Regions from separate parts of the Mus musculus genome. Here region 2 is linked to region 1. A link is a contact called in ENCODE Hi-C or POLR2A ChIA-PET data. All regions are on one chromosome and are shown on one strand. The core of a region is the stretch at or near the end of the contact, and the rest is flanking DNA. Distances in the headings are between cores, read along the strand shown.

Region 1 (5,126 bases), core at 1,280-3,779:
TCAGAAGTTCAGTGATAAGGCAAAATCAGAAGACAAGATGACTCTGTATACAAAGGCACCTAGTGACGCCCTGGTGACCCAAGCTTGAACCTTAGTACCTACATGGTACAAGGAAAGAACCGACTCCTGCCAAGATGTCCTCTGACACACTCACAAACGCGCACGCACGCATACAGAAAGAAAACCACACCCTGTCAGAGGCAGAGGACCGTGGATCCTGGGGTGCCCGGCTCCAGCGGATCTATCGACAACCCAGCTCCTGCACCCGAGGCGCAGGGAACATCTTAGAAGGGGGTTGGGGGCACAACGACTGTAAGAACCAGAGAAACAGGAAGTGTGCTCTGAGATTGCGTCTTAGAAATGTGAGGGGGGATTCTCCAACCCTAAACAAGGAGCGCAGCAGCCAAGCAACACTGACAGTGGGAAACATTCTTCCCCAGGGAGAAGCCCCCCAACCAGCTATCCAACACCAGATGGTCAGCTCTGAAATCATAAGTGTGTGTGTGTGTGTGTGTGTGTGTGTGTGTGTGTGTGTGCATAAACATACACACACCTATCACAATTAAAAAGGCCAGAGGCCATGAATTTGAGAAAGTATTGGGAGGAGGGAAGTAGATGAGAGGGAGAAGGAGGGAAGGGGGAAATGACATAATTTTTTTTCTTTCTTTTTTTTTTTTCCAGGCAGGGTTTCTCTGTGTAGCCCTGGCTGTCCTGAAACTCACTCTGTAGACCAGGCTGGCCTCGAACTCAGAAATCCGCCTGCCTCTGCCTCCCGAGTGCTGGGAATAAAGGCGTGCGCCACCACGCCCGGCAATATTTAATTTTTTAAAGCAAAGTGGTCCATCCCTGTGAGAGCAGCAAGAATGGGTCCCTAGTGAGACCTCTCTCCTCCCACTGGCCAGCGAGGTCCGTGGCAAGACCCCGTCCGGCTGGATATGGTGCTGAGGGAGGAAGCATCATGTGAGAGATGCCAGTTCTGCTGCCTTCCATGAGGGCCAGTGAATCTGTAGCTGATGCGTGAAGCATCACCGCTCCCAGACTCATTAGTCATTAGCTCATCCAAAGCAAATAAATGCTTTGAGTCAGAAAGAAGATTCACATCCTAACACTGGCAACCCAACGCTCCACCTCCCCACTTGGAGAAAGGAGACTACATCCCTGTGAGATTAGAGAACCTCACGGGATCATAGAACTTCAACAGCAGACGGGAACAGGCACTTGATACTGTGCGAGACACACAGGGCATAAGTGGGTTTACTCACCCCCTAGACAGCGAGGCTGCTTCTTATCTTTATAGCCCATGCCTACTGGGCACAGCCCAGGCGCCTAATTAATTATTTACAGAATTGTACAGACAGAGGGTCCTCTAAGGTTCAAAAGACAATATGTAGCGGAACACAGTCTCAATTCAACACTTTACATCATGCAAAGCACATTCCACAATACCGGGCTGCCCACATTAGGAAAAAAAAAAATGTGTGCTCAGACTTATAAATTCAAAATTAAGTAAGTAAAATATTTCTGTCTAGTCTGACAGAAATTCTCATTTTTTTCTTTCTCACTAAAGTTCTTATTCAAGGTAAAGGACCACACATACCCAGGGGAAAAAAAAATTTTTTTTTTTTTTAATTAGCTATCGTCTTATACTGGCTAGTTCTCATGTCAGTTTGACAGTCTGGAATCATTTGGGAAAAGGGATGTCAATTGAAAAAAGTCCCCCTCAGATTGATGGGCAAGCCTGTGGGGGCATTTTCTTAGTAACTGATGAGGGAAAGCCCAACCCATTGTAGGTGGTGCCACCCTGAGCAAGCTGGCCCTGCTATAAGAAAGCAGGCTGAGCAAGGTATTGTAAGGCAGCAGGCAGCTTTCACCCCTGGTTTGAGCATCAGCTCCTGCCTTGCATTCCTGCCCCGACTTCCCCGATTCCCCGACTGATGGATTTCAGCTGTAAACTGAAACAAACCCTTTCCTCCCATGGGGCTTCCACCCCCCACCCCACCCCATGGCGTTTTATCACAGCAATGAAAACCCTAAGATAAATCTTAAGTCATGAGGCACCCAAACACTAGCCTAGACTTCCAGTCCACAACCCACCAGAACTACAACTGAGCTAGTAGCTTCCAGGTGCTGGAAACTAGCTGATGCTGGCTGGCTTGCTGACTTTCCCAAAGAAGGGAACAAATCTCTGTCACTTCCCCCAAGTATGTTCCAACAATCATAACAAGAGCGCTTTGTGGGCCAAGATCACAGACGTGATCAAAGAGCAGAGGTGCAGGCTGCCGGGAGAGGAAGCAGGAGGAACATTTGCATGCCGTGGTGACAGGAAGTGTGTAGGCAGAGGGTGCAAAGGGCTGTTTCCCACCACTGCCGAGCAAGGAACAATGTACAGTAGTTGTGGTAAATGGCTTGCAGCCCCACAGATTGAACACAGGAAATAAAAATAACCCCCCCCCCCACACACACACACAGAGGAGGTGTGAGCTGGAAGCTGCAGGAAACAGCAGGACATCCATCCCTCAGCCCATACAGTACCTGAGTCAGCAAAACCAACCCCTCCGCCCGGGGAGCCTTGTGGAAGGCCCTTCCCTAGTTGAGGAATAACCCACGGTTAGCCTCTCTGTGCGTATGGAACTGAGAGCCACAGAGCAAGCTAACTAAAGTCTACAGCAAGCCTATGGTGCATTTTCAAATTTGAACTCAAGACCCCTGAAAGTAGTTTGTACTGTTGTAAACGGTACAAACTCACAACAAGCTACGCCTGCCGCCAAGGCTAGTCCAAGGGGAAAATCACAACCCCGAGACAAAAGCAGATCTGCGCCTGGAAACTAGTACCCGGCCCAGGTGGCTCTAAGCCACTGCGAGAAATGTAAATCTTCACGCGTACTGTTGTGACGTCTTCCTTTGCTCTTAAAGTCCGATTGCTTTTCATATCTGAAATATCTGCTTATTGAATCCAAAGTAAACCTCATCCACTTCTCCGGGGAAAGCTGCAGGATGTCTGCACGAGTGTCGAGCACACTGATCGCTCAGCCATCCTAGTGAACTTCTCCTCAGTGCTAGGCCTTGGCCCACAGGACCCCTGCCAGGTTTTGTCATTATATTGAACCCAACCATTCCTAAAAGGCTTGTTAACTCACTCTGGAGTATGTCTAGCTAAGCAAAGAGCTAATAAAGAATGGAGAGGCTCAAGCTCTGTTAAGCTTCCGGGTAGTTGCAGGATACACCCAGAGCTGGAAATGCGGGCATCTCAGACTTCCGGGTGCACACCACCACCTGGCACCGTGTTAAAATGCAAAGCTTTGCTTCTGTCGCTTGGGGGTAAGGCCTGGGAGTCTCCTTTTCCAACAGCTCCAACAGTGGCCAGTACCACTAATGGCCGACTACCCACTGAATGGCAAGCCTCAATCATCCAGGATAGGGGTAGTCAGCTACACCCGAGACTGATTTGATCCAGTGTGACCCGGGCAACAGAAGCGTGAGTTCCTCAGCCTATGGCAGCGTGCAGTCCTATGGGAGGGCTTCTGGAGCACGGGTCATTTGGTAATCAGCTTCAGGGGAACACGACAGGGCTGTTCCCCATATATGGCAAACTTACTGCTCCTGAGAGACACAGAGCTCACTGGATACAGGATGCCTAGACTTCAGCCAGCAGACGCTACTCTACTCCGGCTTTGTCTTTAAAGTGATCTCCTGTGAAGACCTATGGTCTTAAGCACAAATCTGAGCTTCATTTCCTGACCTACTTCAGGAGAACTGGACCCTCTGAAGACAACTGTGACGTGAGACCAAGGCTTGTGAGGGAGCTTTGGGAAACAATGTGAGAGAAATCAACACCCGTGCACGCGCACACACGCCAGTCACATGCCACAGGCAGCACAGACAACCTCTCGTACACACAGAGTCACACAGAATGCAATACACAGACACACCTGCCTGCAGTCACAGTCACACCTCTCTCTCACCACACACACACACACACACACGCACACACACGCACACACACACACACTTTGCACTTGTTCTATACTGCCCAAGAGACACACATGTATTTCACTCTCCCAGAAGCTTATGGAAACGGACATAACAGGAAGAACACACAGGTCAGTTTCTGACAAGTGTTCACTGGTGCCGTTCCAGACAATGAAGGATTAATAAAGGATTGCCTGACCGAGCAAAGGACAAAGGACTGCCATTTTCCAGGTTGTCAGCAATGACAACTACTTAATGAAAACAAAGGTGAAGGGTCACAGGTGAAGAGTCACAGCTGGGAGCAAGTCATGAGAGCGCACTGAGCGGAGGGAAACGGACACACAAACATGAAGGAACGAATGGCACTTGGAGGCTGAAATGTTTTTAATATGGAAAGTAAGGGCTACAGTGAGGGGAGGCAGATTCTGTGTTAACAGCCGTACACTGTGGAGTTGGTCCGATAGAGCGAAGGGAGTTCTCTGGACGTGCCACCTCACAACCAGTGAGACTCGTAGTCAAGCACGAATCTGAAGAAGCCATGTGCAACAAGCTGCCAGCTCAAGAATGCTGATCCAGGGGACGTCAAAGAGTGAGCCTGAAAGAAGCACAAAGGTGTGTCATGTCCCAAATCCTTCCATCTAAACTCTCAACCCACATGACAGCTGCCGCACTCCTAAGTGCATCTCAGTGTTACATCCCAGGCTACAATAACCAGAACATGGCCAATGTTTCACAAGCGTTGTATGAGAGTAGCCTCTAGAAGGACTATGCTCACACAGAAATTCCAAGCTCACAAAAAGAAAAGGAAAAAAAGGCCGTTGAGGTGCTGGAGACTGGCAGCCAGCTCTTGACTTACCAATCCTAACTCTCCACCAGCCACTCACCTTCCTGGCCCTCACATTCCTCAAAGCACTAATGTCCAGTTTGAGGACAGACTAAAGAGCGTGGATAAAACTTCTCAGAAACCTCAGAAAGAGTCAGGTCTGTGAAGAGGTAATTTAGTTCTCACTTCTCATAAGTTACTTTGGGTAAGGTGAGCAATGCCTGCAGTGGGGCCAGGTTGCTGCTAAGAGCAGGGTGGATTCTGATACTAAAACATGTGACCCTTACACACCAAGGCCAGTCCACCAGAAAGGAAAAGCTCAGGAAAGAACGGG
Region 2 (5,126 bases), core at 1,656-4,155, 200 kb after region 1:
GAGGAAAATTTAAATCATCATTTATCTTCATTTTCTTTAAGATTGATTTTTACTTTATATACATGTGTTTTGCCTGTATCAATGTATGTTCATCATATGTGTTCGTGGTACCTGTAGTGGTCAGAGGAGGGTGTCAGATCCTCTGGAACTGGAATTACAGATGGTTGTGAGCTCTGGGGTGGCTACTGGGAGTTGAACCCTTGTCCCTTGCAAGAGCAGAGAGCCATCTCTACAGCCCCATAAATTAGAATCTGTTTTAAGTTGTGTTGTACTTGAGCTACTGTTTGGCAGTGCATGGGATAAAATCCAGGGCTTCCTGCCTGCTAGGCAGGCACACCAGCAGCAGCCATTTCTCCAGTCCTTACACCCAACTAACTTATCTTTTTAAAGATTTATTTATTTTTATTTATATGAGTACAATGTAGCTGTCTTCAGACACACACCAGAAGAGGGCATCAGACCCCATTACAGATGGTTGTGAGCCACCGTGTGGTTGCTGGGATTTGAACTCAGGACCTCTGGAAGAGCAATCAGTGCTCTTAACCTCTGAGCCATCTCTCCAGTCCCTTTTCTTTCTTTCGATGAGGCATGTAGACCAGGCCAGCCTCAAACTCACAAGAGATGGGCCTGCCTTCACCTCCCAAGTACTAGGATCAAAGGATGTATCCCCCTACCTGGCCAAGCTGATGTTTTACTACGACTGAGAAGGGAAGACTGGAGCGGGGCACTCTGCAGAAACCAACAGCTGACCTTCCTCAGCTTCACACCGTCAGCGTGATGCATCAGTATCCAGCTGAACACTTGGCTTTGGGGGGGGAGGGGGAGACCTGCTCAGTGGTACATATGCCTGAGCCCCAGATGTCACCTACTCTCTTCCTGTCTGTTTCAGAGACGAGTTGTACTGCTGACACAGGAAATGGATGCTGGAATACAGGCATGGAAGCTCAGGCAGCAGAAATTGCAGGAAGAAAGGAAGAAGGAACATGATCTCAAACCTAAAGGGACTTTACTGAGAAGCCCACTTCCGAATCAATAAAAAGCAGCTCCTGCCCCACTTTCCCAGACTCTCTCTGGCTTTCTTTTCTATAGTCTGAATGCTTTATCAAGTCATTTTCCCCACCACTTGTATTGATAGCAAAAGACCTTAAAATCACTGCCTGCCAGGCTTGGCCCAGTGCCCTTAGTCCTCCCCATTCCAGTTCAGCCAGATCTTGCTCTGGGATCATTTTGCCCCTAGTGCTGAAGAACGTGCCCAGAGCCTTAACAAAAGCTAAGCACACCACCACCTATCACTTGGCCTGCTTGGGATTTTTAATCAACCACAAGCAACTGCTTTGTGAGAGAAGAAAGGGGCAGCAGCAGTTTCCCTGGTTCACCCTCATACTCTTGTCACTAAGAGACCATGCACAGCTCAGATGCATACAGTTGGCATTTAATGTTTTCTTGAAAAGGTCTTTCCACCTGAGGATCTTTTTCCTTTTTAAGACATGGTCTCACGGTAGCACTGGCTGTCCTGAAACTGGCCAGGTAGACCAAGTTGTCTGGCAATCACAAAGATCCTCCCACCTCTGTCTGGATTTAAAGCCATGTGCCACCATACCTGTTAGAAGTCCCTTTCTTAACAAGCAGCTAGTATCTGGGTACATGGTCCAGGAGACACTCACACTGTAAGGCAGATATAGGAAGGATTAAACTCGGGGTCTTCTGCTGAAGGAGTAATAATCAGACTTAAGTTCCAGAGGTTAAAGAGGGTCCTTGCTTCCCCACCCCCACACACAAGGTCGCTGCCCATGACCTAGCAACCATTCATTGTATTGATCGTGAGCCTCCCTTGGATTCTGGAGGCAAGGACCTTTGTTCCCGTTCCAGTGCTCCGTGTTTGGCTCCCATCATCCACCACAAAGCTGGCAGCTGTGGATCTCTGCAGCTTCCTACCTGGCTTTATTCCTGCCCCCTTCCCTTACCGCTTCCCTTGCTTGCTTTCCTTCCCTCTCCCCACTGCCTTCCTCTCGCTGACCAAATGCAATTCTTGGATCTTACATTTCGCTGATGGTCGAGTTTTCTGTCTCCCACACTTTTCCTGCCTCTGTCCCACTGCTGGTGTGTTTCCATATCTAGTTGTCAACCTCTTATCTGTCTCCCTCTCGGAGAGCCAGCGCAGCCTGGCCTCCCTCTCCCCTGTCTGCCTCTCCTTTTGTTCTCCCTGCCCAGCCATCACGGAAGCTGCGCGCTCGAAGGAACTGTCTCCACTGTAAAGACTAAAGGAAACTCCAAAACCCTACCTCCCATTCCTTCCTCTTCCAACAAATTTCACCACTTCTATCCATCGGGCTTCCCCCGATCCTGTGACCTTGAAGCCCTTTCCTACCCAGGCAGTTCACACTTAATAGAACAGCCAGATTGTAAAAGCCATTAATAAAGGGGTCGGTCCCCCAATTCAAAGTAATTGCGGTGGCTGTTGGGCATGTGGCTTTTGTTACAGTCTTAACTTTGGGGCAAGAGGAGGAGAAGGAGGCTGTCCACAGGTCTCAGCATACAACCCTCTTGTTAGTAAATGTCCCTTCTCCCAACCTTCCTCACTCGCAAGTTAGACTTCATGTCTCCACCATTCCTAGCCATCGGGCTTCCCAATACTTAAACACTCTCAAGTGAGACATGCTGAATACTACGGGAATCAGGCCACCCAAAAAATGCTTAGGAAGAGAAAGTCTTCCGCATCCCGTCCCCTGGGACACCCAGGCTCCTAGTTAGTTGCCGGCTGCGGCCTCAACCCCTGCAGATGGCAGCCTGCACCACAGAAAAGACAAACTTTTTTTTCCCCTTCTCTCCTGCTGTAATTGGATTCGAGCTGAAACACCACGTCCCCACCGAAAAAGGAGGGCATTGGGGCGGGGGCGGAGGAGAGGCTGTGGGAGAAGGGAGGGACCAAAGGAGAGCAGAGAGGGCTTCCAACTCAGTTCGCCGACTAAGCAGAAGAAAGATCAAAAAACGGAAAAGAGAAGAGCAAACAGACATTTCCAGGAGCAATTCCCTCACCTCCAAGCCGACCGCGCTCTAGGAATCCACATTCCGTTCCTTTAGAAGACAAAGGCGCCCCAAGAGAGGCGGCGCGACCCCAGGGCGTGGGCCCCGCCGCGGAGCCCGCACCGCCCGGCGCCCCGACGCCGGGGACCATGTCTCCCGCCCCTCGACCCTCCCGCAGCCTCCTGCTCCCCCTGCTCACGCTTGGCACGGCGCTCGCCTCCCTCGGCTGGGCCCAAGGCAGCAACTTCAGCCCCGAAGTAAGTGAGCTCCTCCGGCCCTTCCCGGAGTTTCGCCCGCCGGGTAGGCGAGCCCGGGGGTCTCCAAGGGGACAGCCCCCGCTGAGAGATGGGCTCTGGGGGGGCTCTGCTGCGCCAGCCTTTCTTTTTCTCCCCTCATCTGCAAACTTGCAAGTTGATCCAACTTTTGCCTGCCTCCAACAACCCCCCTTCCGCCGCCACCGACTCTTTCCCATTCCTCCCTTCCCTGGAAGAACTCTGCAGCGGGGCCCGGGCCTCGCTTTTCCAAGCTCTGCGCGCACTGTGGCACAAGGCGGGAGCCTCAGAGACACTGGACTCCGCGCCGTCCGGGCCGGTGTCACACGCGAGTTGTTCCTTCAGTTTGGCAGCGCTCAGGTGCCCGAGGCCCTGCACGGACGCATCCGTACCAAGTGGGGGCGTCGGGGGCGCCCAAGCTGTACCCGCCTCCCCTGGACCGCCCTCGGTGCGGGCCGCTGGCCCGGGCGTCGAGGATCGCGGCGGGCCGAACTTCCGCGCACACAAAGCTCTTCTTGTGAGCAGCGGGGCTCAGCCTGGCCACCTCCTCCCTCGTCCTCCACACCCCTACCGGCGCCTTGGGGGGCCTTTTTGTTGTTGATAATTATTTTTCTGCATTGATCGCGGGGAGACTAGGGGGAGTCGCTCGCTCGGTGAGTTAGTTGAGGGTTGGCCTGGGTCTCCCCTGAGTGTCCCAACTGACTCTGGCGCCCCCACCCCCATCCCTAACTCTTCCGTGACCATAGCCCACCCCGGTCCTGAAGGAAGCGGCATGGGAGTAGTCCGAGGAAGTTTTCCCTCCCTCTCTTATTTTGGGGTGAAGGTGGGAGACGGATTTAATCAGCTTCTTATTTTGGGCCATCCCAACCCACTCAGCCTGGTGAGGACCTGGGTGTGGTAGGGAAGGGCTGGGAAGGGCCCAAATGAAGGATACGGTCTGGATTTGACTCCCTCTTCTCTGGGCCCAGGCCGGGGCGCACCCTCAGAATGAACCTCTCCTGGGCACATGCTGCCTGTATCACTGAAGAGACCTGGAGCTGAAAGGCCAAGTGTAGCCCTAGGAGTCGGGCCACAGTTGTGCATGGAAACTGGAAAGAGTAAAATCCTCCCTGAGACTGGAAACCAAACCCAATTGTCAGAGAGAGGAGGCAGGCTCCTTTCCCAGGCCTAAAGCTACCATCTTAGCCCCAGAGAGTGCCTAACAAAAGGAGCCTCTGGAAAACTGCCCACTGCCAACGTCTTTTTTTCCCTCCCCAGCCTCCAGTAGGTGCCCTAGGGGAGGCGCGGCAGCCCTGGCTCTGCTCTAAGTGGGTCATGGTCCTCCCAGAGCCAGAACCACCATTTGCTTCTGGCACACAGTAGGGTGGGAAGTAGGGCGGGACCGATCCAGAGGCCAGGATCCAAGACTTGATGTTGAGCTGGAGAGCCCCCACCCTCTCAGCCTCCGAAAGTGGGAGATGTTCCTTGACTTTCTCATAGGGAATACCCTGCGGTTATTGATCAAGACAATGCCAGCCAACCGGGTCCTGCCACCCACCAGAGTTGCTCTGTCTTCCGGCCAAGCTGAAGGGAGAGGGGTTCTGAGGCAGCTAGATCCCTTTCACCGAGCCTCCACAGCTCCAGGACAGCCCTCTCCTCCCAGTTGGTGTGTCTGGTGCTTGTCCCTTCCCCCACTCAGCCGCAGACACCAGAGTCCTCTCCTGTGGTTCCAGTTTCATAGTCTGTGGTTTTGCCTGGCTCAGAGATGGAGAAAGAAACTTGCCCAGTCCGGGAGAGGAAGAAAATGATGGGGACAGTTTCTTTCCTGGCTTTGTGATACTCTTCCGGGGA

What was found. Hi-C counts contacts between places; a loop is a spot of excess contacts on that map. ChIA-PET counts read pairs that join two places held with the same protein, here RNA polymerase II (POLR2A).
Region 2: a map of CH12.LX shows a loop between it and region 1 (3-fold over the local background). The contact joins the promoter of Mmp14 here to the enhancer-like site in region 1. A Hi-C loop is called at or near these places in 18 of 37 maps with a recorded cell type or tissue (CH12.LX, T-helper 17 cell, T-helper 2 cell and 6 more). POLR2A ChIA-PET finds 5 or more read pairs at or near these places in 3 of 5 experiments (Patski and embryonic stem cell).

The regions. Positions count from the first base shown.
Region 1 is chr14:54,231,150-54,236,275 of GRCm38, forward strand. Dad1 (defender against cell death 1) reads right to left here. Exons shown (of 3, transcript NM_001113358.1): 3 at 4,336-4,564. Among named protein-coding and RNA genes, the nearest start is that of Dad1, 20 kb to the right of the region's middle. Within about 2 kb of position 2,530, at least 3 of the 3 ENCODE cell types and tissues checked have a DNase peak (open chromatin) inside an H3K27ac peak, as active enhancers do; they include gastrocnemius, heart and left cerebral cortex, where a contact is called at or near this core.
Region 2 is chr14:54,428,693-54,433,818 of GRCm38, forward strand. It overlaps Mmp14 (matrix metallopeptidase 14 (membrane-inserted)), which reads left to right and starts at 2,906. Exons shown (of 10, transcript NM_008608.4): 1 at 2,906-3,281. The coding sequence starts at 3,174. It overlaps Mrpl52 (mitochondrial ribosomal protein L52), which reads left to right. Exons shown (of 5, transcript NM_026851.2): 5 at 890-1,058. The coding sequence ends at 1,036.